2 separate regions of the Homo sapiens genome follow, and region 1 is linked to region 2. Evidence: chromatin contacts called from ENCODE Hi-C or POLR2A ChIA-PET data. All regions are on one chromosome and are shown on one strand. The core of a region is the stretch at or near the end of the contact, and the rest is flanking DNA. Distances in the headings are between cores, read along the strand shown. Region 1 holds the start of SCP2 (sterol carrier protein 2). Region 2 holds the start of ZFYVE9 (zinc finger FYVE-type containing 9).

What was found. A loop is a pair of places that touch in the nucleus more often than their neighbours do. ChIA-PET counts read pairs that join two places held with the same protein, here RNA polymerase II (POLR2A). Pooled maps may share reads with other maps.
Region 1: a loop to region 2 is called in a map of B cell, with 4 times the contacts of the local background. The contact joins the promoter of SCP2 here to the promoter of ZFYVE9 in region 2. A Hi-C loop is called at or near these places in 1 of 168 maps with a recorded cell type or tissue (B cell), 1 of 37 single-sample maps with no recorded cell type and 13 of 50 pooled maps. POLR2A ChIA-PET finds 5 or more read pairs at or near these places in 2 of 52 experiments (MCF 10A and activated T-cell).

Annotation. Positions count from the first base shown.
Region 1 is chr1:52,925,258-52,931,148 of GRCh38, reverse strand. SCP2 (sterol carrier protein 2) reads right to left here and starts at 3,873. Exons shown (of 16, transcript NM_002979.5): 1 at 3,684-3,873. The coding sequence starts at 3,752. It also overlaps the pseudogene LOC100652967. RefSeq lists enhancers at 3,451-3,540, 3,551-3,610, 3,263-3,778 and a silencer at 3,831-4,110.
Region 2 is chr1:52,138,494-52,144,634 of GRCh38, reverse strand. ZFYVE9 (zinc finger FYVE-type containing 9) reads right to left here and starts at 2,546. Exons shown (of 19, transcript NM_004799.4): 1 at 2,232-2,546. LOC107984956 (collagen alpha-2(I) chain-like) reads right to left here and starts at 4,916. Exons shown (of 5, transcript XM_047439476.1): 1 at 4,835-4,916; 2 at 3,346-3,442; 3 at 3,154-3,200; 4 at 2,232-2,858. The coding sequence starts at 4,916. RefSeq lists a silencer at 1,887-2,746.

The DNA of each region.
Region 1 (5,891 bases), core at 2,624-5,123, 790 kb before region 2:
TCCTACTCACTTTGCCCTTGTGGATTAATATCATTTTCTTTCCTTATTGTTGCTTTAGTGGGATATGGAAAGCACCAACAGAGATAAATTCATGTACTCAATCTGCCATGTTTAATCAAATATCTCAAATAATCTTATTTAAACTACTTGTTTATTCTTTTCTCCTCCAGATTAGACATTCCTTTAAAACAGGAACTTTGTTTTTTTCATTTTTGCATCTCTAGCATATAACCCATAGAATATTTACTGAATATATGTTTCAATGATAAATTATAACAGTAATATACAGTAGAGATGGCATGGAAAGAGCACAAGATTTTAAGAAAGGCAGTTCCAAAACTTAAAAGCTGCACCAAAATAAAGTACTTAGCCCCTCTGAGCCTCAGAGTCAGATAATTGAATGGATATAAAAATCCATTACGTGGTGAGAATTAAATAATGTAATATTTTTCAAACTGAAATTTGAACTTATTAGATTATGACCAAATCAATTTAGCAGGTTGTGAGCAGCACTTTTTTTTTGAGACAGAGTCTCACTCCCATTACCCAGGCTGGAGTGTGGTGGCTCAAACAGGACTCACTGCAGCCTCAACCTCCCAGGCTCAGGTGATCCTCCCAGATAAGCCTCCCGAGTGGTTGGGACTATAGGTGTGCGCCACTAAGCCCAGCTAATTTTTCTTATTTTTAGTAGAGAAGGGGTTTTGCCAATATCGCCCAGGCTGTTCTCAAACCCTGGGCTCAAGAGATACACCCACCTCAGCCTCCTAAAGTACTGAGATTTCAGGCATGAGCTACCACATCCAGCCAAGCAGCAATTTTTTTTTTTTTTAAGATATACTTTAGGGATACCAAGAGTTCATCACATGTAATAAGCGTTGCTTTAACAAATTGTTTCAGTTGTTACAAATAAGTTTTGTATGTGTGTACTGGATTGTGATGTAAGATGTATTTCATGAAATTACCATACATAAAAGTACTAGAAAACTGAAGTGCTAAATTACATGTTCTGACTATAAGGTCACCAGAATTTCAAAAAAGGTGACCAGTGTAACTTAGAGTAGTCTGAGGAAGTTTTAAGAAGGTATGGGACTTAGCCTAGTTCTTGAAAGATAAGTAGAATTTAAGTAGATGAAAAGAGGGTATATCAGGAGATAGGCAGCATAAGTGAAGAGGCTTGCTGTCAGCCAGACGGCAGCTGTGACTTAGTTGTGTTAAAACCTGTTGACGGCCAGGTGCGGTGGCTCACGCCTGTAATCCCAGCACTTTGGGAGTCCGAGGCGGGTGGATCACGAGATCTGGAGGTTAAGACCATCCTGGCTAACACGGTGAAACCCCATCTCTACTAAAAAATACAAAAAATTAGCCGGACGTGGTGGTGGGCACCTGTAGTCCCAGCTACTCGGGAGGCTGAGGCAGGAGAATGGCGTGAATCCAGGAGGCGGAGCTTGCAGTGAGCCAAGATCGCGCCACTGCATTCCAGCCTGGGCGACAGAGCAAGAATCTGTGTCAAAAAATAAAATAAATAAAAATACAAAAAGTAGCTGGGCATGGTGGCACACACCTGTAATCCCACCTACTTGGGAGGCTGAGCAGAAGAATCACTTGAACCTGGGAGGCAGAGGTTGCAGTGAGCTGAGATCGCCCCACTGCACTCCAGACTGGGGGACAGAGTGAGACTCTGTCTCAAAAAATAAAAATAAAGTATTATGATAAATTATAACAGTAATATATGGTAGAAATGAGACCCATCTAGTAGTAAGTAGTGAGACCCTGTCTCTACAAAAAAAATTTTTTTTTAATTAGCCAGGTATGGTAGAATGCCTGTAGTCCTAGCTACTCGGTAGGATCGCTAGAGTCCAGGAGTTCAAGGCTGCAGTGAGCTATGATTGCACCACTGCCTTCCCATCTGGTTGACAGAGCAAAACTCCGTCTTCCAAAAAAAAAAAAAAAAGTGTTACAGTGTTGTCTAGTCAATATTTCTCCCTCCTCCATCAAACTCTGTCCCAAGGTGCAGAAGACCAGACCTATAGCAAAGTACACTGGCCAGATAGGCACATCATTAATGGCACTACCCAAACTCCTCACCACTTTCCTCTGGACTGTAACACCTCCCCGACCTCTACCTCCCAACTTGAGGAAAAAGGAATACATCTATTTCCCAAAGGTTTAGACAACTGTGCTTTTCCATACAGCACATATAATCAGGCATTCAGCAGCCAGAGGAAGGTTTGACTGCATTAATACCTTACTTCGAAAGATCCTACTGTCCACCTGTGTTAGAAGCCTCCCCTTCTGTGAAACACTAGGATGATGTCCTTCCGCTTCATAAGGTATTGGTCCACTTTTCCATTTCCATGGATATTTTTTGTTTTTGTTGAGACAAGGACTGACTCTATGGCCCAGGCTGGGGGTGCAGTTGCGTGATCTCAGCTCACTGCAACCTCCATCTCCCAGGCTCAAGCAATCCTCCCACCTCAGCCTCCCGAGTAGCTGGCGTGTGCTACCATGCCCGACTAATTTTCGTATTTTTAGTAGAGACGGGGTTTCACCATGTTGGCCAGGCTGGTCTCGAACTCTTGACCTCAGGTGATCCACCCGCCTTGGCCTCCCAAAGTGCTGGGATTACAGGCGTGAGCCACCGGCCCCGGCCTATTTACATGTTGGACTGAATTAGGTACGCTCAGCCCACTGGTAAAATAATAAACATTTTAGGGCTGTTTTCTCAGAAATAGAACTCTCCCTAGGAACTCTTTCACAAAGCATATCCATTTAGTATTGTTCAACTAACATTCACTGAGGGTCTTCAAGCATCAGGAACGTTCAGGGCGAGGGGCACAGCAGTGAATAAGCCAGGTACCCAGTCTAGAGGAGCTGCCATGCTAAGAGGGCGCGCAGACGCCTATGAGCTTTAGTACTGCCCGGTACTGCCGAGCACAGTAAGTGCAGGACAGAGGTAAGCACAGTGCAAGGCTCTAGGGGAAAGTCAGGAGGATCCGAGGCGTCCTGGAGAAGATCCGATCTGAACGGATCCTTTCAGGATGCACAAAAGTTAACAGGTGAAGATACACGGTACAAACAGAACAGAAGCAAAGCAACAGAGGCATCAGACAACTGCGTCCGGGGAGAAACGAAAGGCAGTTTGGCATTAAGGAGCATGCGGGCGATGAGGGGAAAACGGCCGTGGGAGCCTGCGGCGTCCGGGTCCCAAGCAGTCACTGGAGGGACAGAGGGAGGCCGGAATCTGCCACTCGGGCCGAGGCGCTGGGCATCAGGAGCGTTTCTCCTCGCCATCCACATCTGGAGCTGTCTCTGTGAGGGCTCCTGTGGGGGCTGTTCCTGGGAGGGCCGAGCAGGCGGCATTCGCGACCTGCCTCCCTCCGGGGCAAGCCAGCCCACACACCTCGGGACTCCGCTCAGAATCTAAAGAGGTGAGATCCTTGGATTATCTCGGGGCTGCTTCATGAACTCTGACCAGAAGAAAAGGGAAGGAGGAAGCAGAAGGCCGCAGGAACCAGCCCGAGACGCTATGACCCCAGAGATTCCGCAGAGTACAAGCCACCAAGTCGCCACGCCGATGACCCACGCGCGGAGCAGTCGAAGCTAGGAGACCGGAGGGACAGAGAAACCCAGGCACCGACCGCCCCCGAGCCTCAGAGGGCCAGCAGGGCCGCTGCTCGGTTTACCTTGGTCATGCCAACCCCCACCACGAACACCCGGCGCAGGGTCGCAGGCTCCCACGGGGAAGAGGACATGGCTGCACCAGTGCGGGACCGGGGCGGGCGCCGCGGACGACTGCCGGCACTGACAGGCGGAGACTGCACCAGAGCTCCCTGAAGCCCGAAGCCAGGGCCGCGGGCGGCAACACAGGCGCGTGAGAGTGCGCGTGCGTAGGGGCAGGAGGAGGGGGCGGGGTGGGGCGCGTCCTGTGGGGCGGGGAGCGTTCTCTAGCCCTTAGGCAGCCGAATCCCTAATTTGCGGACTTGGGCATGGGACTGAGTCAACCTGTCCCCATCTCTGATCCTGTGCTTAGGTTCTGTACGGTGAGCGGGAGTAGGCTTGCAGTGGGGCCTAAGACTGAGAGGAGGGGTTGGCCGGAAAGCGGACTCATGAAAGGTGACCCTGAGGAGAGCCGTTGGGGTTCGTGTTGGAATTGGCCTGTGTCCTGTTAGCGGTGGCAGTTGAGAGTGAATTCATGAATTTAAACTCACAGGACACCAAGAAAGCGGGGATGGGCAGGATCTCACACATGGATACAATGTCTAAATCAAAAAACCCAGGCTCCGTCACCAGCTGCGTGACCTTTTTAATCTTGTGAACAAAAGTTCTCCGAAAAGGAATTTGGAAGACAGAGACTTTATTCCAGCAAACCGGGGAGAAACAGCCTTCCATGTTTATTGGAGACCGGAGTCTCGCTCTGTCGCCCAGGCTGGAGTGCAATGCCGCGAACTCGGCTCACTGCAGCCTCCGCCTCCCAGGTTCAAGCAATCCTCCTGCCTCAGCCTCCCGAGTATCTGGGATTACAGGCGCGCGCCACCACGCCCCGCTAATTTTTGTATTTTTAGTAGAGATGGGGTTTCGCCATGTTGGCCAGGCTGGTCTGGAACTCCTGACCTTAGGTGATCTACCCACCTTGGCCTCCCAAAGTGCTGGGATTACAGGCGTGAGCCACCGCGCCCGGCTCCCCGGTTTATTTTATCTTATGTAAAAATGCAGATTCATTGAGCTAGATGAATGCATAAGTGACTATTTCTCTACCCCCCTCACATGTGAAGGTTGATCAAAGACTCAGAAGAATGCAACCGTTTGCCTCTTATCTACCCACATCTTTTTAAAATTTATTCATCTTTCCCCAATATCTGCCCCTTCCCCTATAAAAACTGAAGCCCTCAAAATCATCTTTGGAGAAAGGCACGGACCTGTCTCCAAAGATGATGCACGTCCTTAAACTTGGCAAAATTAACTTCTAAATTAATTGAGATCCGTTTCATATACTTTTCGGTTTGCAGTATCAGCATTTAGAAAGGCTCTCCTAGAAGATTCTAAGGATTGCTTCTTGGCCATTTGGCTAAGATCAAGTTTAGGAGATTCTAAGAAGCCCCCTCTGTGCTAAGTAAAGAACTACTGAGCTAGGACTAGACCAACTTAGTAAAATTGCTGCGCTCAGTGATGCACGCCTCCCATCTGCTCAGGAGGCTTCGGCAGAAAGATCACTTGAGCCTGGGAATTCAAGGCTACAAATGTGCTATGATTACACCTCTGAATAGCCACTGCACTCCAGCCTGGGCAACATACCAAGACCACGTCTCTAAAAAACCAAAACGAAACAAAAAAAAAAAAAAAAGAAAAACAAACACAAATCAGGGCACTGACATGTACAGTTGTTTCTTGAAACTGATGGACTGACAAGACAGCAATATGATTGGTGGATCAGACAAAGTTACCAACCTAATAGAACAACAAGTCCTAAGGTCAAGATTAATTGTTATGTAACAAATCCTGGCTGTCCACTGGATATTGCTTTCAAAATAAGAGTCCATAGAGGGCAGAGGGGATAGATAGTAATATAAAAGGTATTTGTTAATACCGAAAAGACTGAGAAAAAACACTTCCCTTTCCAATGTGAAGGACTAAATAATCCAAACTTTTCCCACTATAAAACACAGACTTTTCTAAGTCATTGGATGTGGGGCTCTGGGGTAGCCTGAGCTGTTTGTCCCACACCAAGATGCTTCAAAACATTATTAAAAATGTTTGGATCCCCATGAAGCCCTATTATAACCAAGTTTATCAGGAGATTTGAGTAGGAATGGGGTTAATGAGCCTCATCATTTATAAAATCAGGAGTACTGATAAAATAAGTAAAATATTGAAAGCTTCTCCACCTGCTTATG
Region 2 (6,141 bases), core at 1,297-3,796:
AAAAAGAAAGAAATGACTATTGCCACTAAAGACTTATAGTTTTGCTAGAAAATAGACACCTTCCTTCGGCTCAGCAAGGTTAGTTAATTTTAAACTTACTGTATCAGTGATTCTCAAACTTTAGTAGGTCTAAGAATCAGGGAGACTGATAAAAATAAAGTTCTTTGGGCCATCGTCATCCCTAGAATTTCAATTCAAGGGACCAAGAATCTGCATATTACATATAATACTTATATATATAACAAGCACTCTCAACTGATTCTAATGTTGGTGGTCTTGAGGGACACACTGAGAACTGTATTCAACTTTTTTTTTTTGAGATGGAGTCTCGCTCTGTTGCCCAGGCTAGAGTCAGTGGCCCAATCTTGGCTCACTGCAACGTCTGCCTCCCAGGTTCAAATGATTCTTGTGCCTCAGCCTCCCGAGTAGCTGGGGCTACAGGTGGGCACCACCATGCCAGCTAATTTTTGTATTTTTAGTAGAGACGGGGTTTCACCATATTGACCAGGCTGGTCTTGAACTTCTGACCTCATGATCCACCCGCCTCGGAGAGGGGCATCTTGCTTACGTTGCCCAAGCAGGACTGGAACTCCTAGGATCAAGGGGTCCTCCCCATTCAGCCTCCCTAGTAGGCCTAGCCATCACACTTTGCCTGAATTAGACTTTTAAAAATCGAGATTAACCTACCCAAATAACTGGTAATGAAGCCAATTTTTAAAAGAAATACTTAAAATCTGACAAAAACAATGCAAGGCTACAGCATCTAACACAGTAGGTCTTCAAAAACGTGTACCATGCCAAACTTTCTCCCTAGATGGAGACCCCATGCTGCATAGAAGGTTAAGTCAGGGATCTTTTAGGTAGTTACCCATATTCTTCTGTTTTAATTGATGAATTCAACATGGTTCCAATGTAATTTAGTAAAATATTTTTACAGGTCTTATACAAATGACAATGTAAAATGGAACAGTCAGATAATTTTAAACCTAATATACAGAAATAATAATTTTAAAAATCACTGTCAGTACGAGCCCATTATAAACCTGTACTGTTTACAATCTGTGAGATTATGGGTGATTTCTCCTATTATTAAATATTTATTAAGAGCCAACATGGTACCTTTCTATAATTCCCAAGTTTTCTACAATAAGCATATTTTTTCATGATTATAAAAGTTTTGCAAGTACCTATAAGTCTTATAACTTTCACATACATAACAGGAAAACAAGAATAACCTGTAATCACATTTCTCACAAAACATAAATATCTGACTTACGGTATCAAACTGTAATCAGTAGCATTTTCAACATTAATATCAGAACAAATCATTTTATTTCTAAAATTTAGCATGTATCCCATTTCCTTCAGGTATTTATTAGGGTAGCTGGCACTTAAAGAGGACTTAAAATCCTTTTGCCAACTATTCTCTGGATCTCTTTAAGTGGAACATTTTTGTACCGAACACTGAAGCATAAAAATATTTCTTCTGGCGGGGTGTGGGGGGCAGACCTTTGTAAAAGACGTTTTTATAACTGTGAGTGTTTATCTACAAAACTTAGCATCGCAAAGATGCGATGGGGCTTTCTCCAAGGCAGACCACGCTTAGAGGCAAGATATAATATAAAGAGGCAGGAATGAGCAACCGGCAGGTGATGAAATTTCACCTCAAATAAGACGCAAAAGGTTGTTCTCGAGCAAGCCAGATCCATGAATGACACTCCAGGAGTAGCAGGGGCTCTCTTGGTCCCGCACTCTCTGCACCCCCAATTCTCACCCTGGCCTTCCTCTCCTCCCCCTTTCCCCGCCACAACCGGGATTCTGAGGGACTCGGTATGGGACGCGTGGAAGCCAAAGCTTGTTTGCAAACAGGCGTCATCTGCCTCCCTCCGGGATGTACGTGCAGGGCCCGGGCTAAGAGGCTGCGCTCGGCCCGGGCCCATGCAAACCCGAAAGGCGGCCGTGCTCCTGCCGGCCCCCAGCTCCACACACCCGGCCGCGCCGGAACCGAGGCCGGAGCGAGGGCTTCCCAACGGCGCGGGGCCTAATCGCCCCCCACGGCCTTCAGCCTCCCGGGGGACGCGGGGAGAAAGGGCTGAGGCCCCAGGACCGCAGGGTGGGGGAGGCGACCGCAGTGGCAGGACGCCCCGTCCGCCCGGCCCGCGGTCTGCCGCCAGGGCCCCCACAGGCGGCGGGAGGCCGGCGAGCCCCGGACCACGCCGCGCCACACTCACCTCGAGCAGCGGCCGCCTCCGCTTCAGCATGGCCACGGGGGTCGTCCCTGAGCCGAAAGCCTCCTCCGGAGGGCACCGGCGCGGCCCCAGGCGCCGCCGCGAAACCTCCCACTCCTGTAGGAGCTGCGGTAGCCGCAGCTGCGGCTGCTACTGCTGCTAAGGCCCGGCACCCGCCCAGCCGCATCGGCGCCCGGGCCGCGGCAGCCACGCGGATCCCGGAGGAGCGCCGCCGAGCCGGGCCGGGGGCGCAAGGCTGCGGCGGGACGACCGAGGTGCGGCAGGCGGGGATCCTCAGCGAAGCCTCCAGCGTCGGGTGGCCGCTCCTGCCGCCGGCGCCGCTGGGCCACAGCGCCCCCTGGACCCCACGTCCGGCTACGGCGTCGGGACTGCGGCGGCCGCGCTGGGCACGAGCCGCAGGGAACGCTAAGGAGCGCGGCCTGGGGGCGGCGAGGGCCCCGTGCTCCCTGCGTAGCCCGCGGCCCGCGGCCGGCCCGGGACTCCGCTTCCCGGGAACCGGAAGCCCCTCAGTTCCCACCAACCCCTGGCGTTCCCCGCCCCCGCCAGACCCGAGCACCTTTTCGTTCTCTCCCGAAGATACGTGAACGTTCTTGTCACTCGGACCCGCACCTGAGAGCAGGAATATAAGGGAATCTCCGTTTGACTCTCACGGTTTCGGGGGTGGCAGGGAGACCCCCTTCTAATTCCTTTAATGCGTCTGGATGAAAGAAGAGTGACCCAGAACAAACCTTTTTTTCAAACATACACACTCGTCTCCCAAAACAGACGAAGGAATTGTCTTTGACCTTAACTTGTTTTTTTATCTACTGTGTAGATCATTAAGAAATTTTCTACAGATATCAACCAAACCCTTAACACCTAAACCACCACCCCCACAAAACAAAAATGAAAAAAAAATACATACATATATATATATGCCAAGCCAGAGAAGAGAATAGCCAACGGGTTGTCCTGAAATTCATAAACAACTTAAAGGTAAGCAAAGAATCACCCATCTTTTACTAACATCCTCTCCCTCCCAACCTCTTCTCTCCCACCTTTCCACCCCTCATCCCAGGCAAATCCTAGTAAGGCTCTGAAGGAAGGAAATTATTACACAGTGGGGGCTATGGAATCATTCTGTTTACAGATGCCCCATATTTGATCCCAGTCAGCCTCTAGGGTGCAAACATCAGAACCAAAAACAAACACGACTGTCAGAGGGGAAGTAGGGAAAGAAAATTCTCCAAATCCTCTGATCCCTAAATTTTCCAAATACACTTTTTTAACAGAGTGGTATACTAGAATGTGTAGTGATTTTGGTGTCAGACACATACCAACACTACCAGTTCCAGTTCTGTCATGTATATATAGCTTTATGACCCTGGGGAAGTTATGTAACATTTTTGAACTTCAGTTTTCTCCTGCCTGCCTTGCTGGTTGTTGAAGATTGGAGATAAAGAGACTGGCCCATAGAAGATACTTAATAAATGTTAGTTACAATTTTTATTGGTTCCAGTTCTTTTTCTTAGGCTCAATTTTGTACTCCTCTGTTTTTGTTTCTCATTCTCTCTCTCTCTCTCTCTCTCTCTGTGTGTGTGTATGTGTGTGTGTATGTGTGTGTGTAACTGTATTTCTGTCAAAAGATAGATGCTCCATTCTTCATCCTCCCTAGTCTGGGTGAAATTTCCCTAAATTTCACTAATGGGTTTATGTAACACCCCTCCATGGAAGAATAGAGCCTCATACACTGGATCCTATGACATTCTGTTGCACAGCAGATAGCAGCATGCAACCAGTATTTTTTATGTATAAAAAATGTTATAAGGCAATCTCACCTTACCTTAGGTTATGGCCTAATGATGATAAATAATAGAAACTACAAAAGGTCTCCAGGAATCATTCATTTAATAATTGAGCAGCCACCATGGAGAAGATGTCACCTAGTAGCTCTCTTAATGAAAGCTGTTCCTGCATAATCCTAAGTGTGCCTTTGCCACATACTCCTGAGTCACAAAAAAATCACTATGCCCTTTCTATAACAAGAGAAACTGGGGCTCAAAGGGAAACCATGATTCATCCTCGCAGTGATTCTATGAGTTAGGTCCTATGCTACCATTTTACATGTGAAATATATCCAACCTAAGGAAGAGCTGGAAGTAGACCCTGAGATTCCCTTCAGTCCCCAACCTGATGCCCCAACAGTCCTTTCAACAATATTAACAAAATGCTGTAAGGGTCATTTGTTGCTAAAAAATGTTTAGTCAAGGGAAAAGGGCCCTTCAACTGATTGAGATCATTAGCGCTGTAACCTAATATTAGCACTGTATTTTTCATGCCTAGATCACTGCCACCACAGGAAACCTGCATTTGTTTATGAATAATCATGCAACCCAGGGCATAGCTACTACATGAAGAAGATGATTCATTTGTTCCCAAGACCAGTTTCCTCTTGCTTCACACTTTCTCTCCTTGTTGCTGAAAGCAGCTGCCTTTATCATCACAACCTCCCCGCTGATCGGAGTAGTCCACTTTAAATCATTTCATCCTCTTCAATTTCATTCCATCGTTTTCAGTTTGCCCTCTGCTTCTAAAATGTCTCTCACCTGTTTTCCTCTCTTGTACTGTAAATCTCTTGTTCATTTTAATCTCCCTTGGGCTTCTGTCAATTGATTTGGCTACCCTCATCTCAATTTTTCATTGATTTCCCCTATTAGCTAGCAACCGTAAAATGTCTATTCCCAACCTGGTAGACCTCCCCACTTTCATTTTTATACTGTCTACATCCTGTAGAAAGCCAATATTCTAAGAATCTTTTTTCAACTGAGTTTAAGCACTAGCACCCCAAGCAAAATATTCTTTGCTCTTTAAAATTAGTTTTTAAAATTCAGGCCAAAAAGATACCCGTTTCCTGACTTGGCGAATGGCACCATCATCCACCCAGATGCCCAAGCCAAAAATCTTGGATTCATTCTTAACTCTTGTGTCTTTCTCCTGGGCAAGTAGTTACAAAGCCTGATAAATTTTACTTTTTTGCTTTTTAAATTTCTCTTCTCCTGTCCAACTCCACTGCCACTCACTTTGGTCTAGGATATATGCTCAATAAATTATAAGTGAACTGAATGAAAAAAAGGAAGAATTGATGAATGCATATTCTATTTGGATATAAGAGTAAATACTGGCCGGGTGCAGTGGCTCATGCCTGTAATCCCAGCACTTTGGGAGGATGAGGCATGTGGATCACCTGAGGTCAGGAGTTCAAGATCAGTCTGGCCAACGTGGTGAAACCCTGTCTCTACAAAAATACAAAAATTAGCCAGGCATGATGGCGAGTGCCTGTAATCCCAGCTTCTTGGGAGGCTGGGGCAGGAGAATCGCTTCAACGCCAGAGGCAGAGGTTGCAGTGAGCCAAGATCGCACCATTACACTCCAGCCTGGGCAACAGAGCAAGACTCAGTTTCAAAAAAAAAAAAAACAAGTAAATACTGTATAAAAGTTTGTTTAAAGGAAGACACAAAACCCCTTCCATGCTCCTATTAATCCTTGTGCTTCCCAATTTGTAACTACTCATCACTCTACAGTCAGTATCTATTTACTTATATGTCTCCCCTACCAAATTGTAAGCCCCTGTTTGACAGGTTCAGTGTTTGATTCATATCTGTGTCCCTAGAACCAGTCTCAGCACAAAGTACACCCCAGAGGATGTTAAGCTGAACTGAACTTCCCTCATCAGACTGTAGATAGCCTGCATCCCACATGCTCAGTGACTTTTTAGAACTTTTCCTTTAAATTTCAGGGCCCACAAAAAATAAGACTCCCGGCCGGGCACGGTGGCTCACACCTGTAATCCTAGCACTTTGGGAGGCCGAGGTGGGCAGCCCACGAGGTCAGGAGATCAAGACCATCCTGGCCA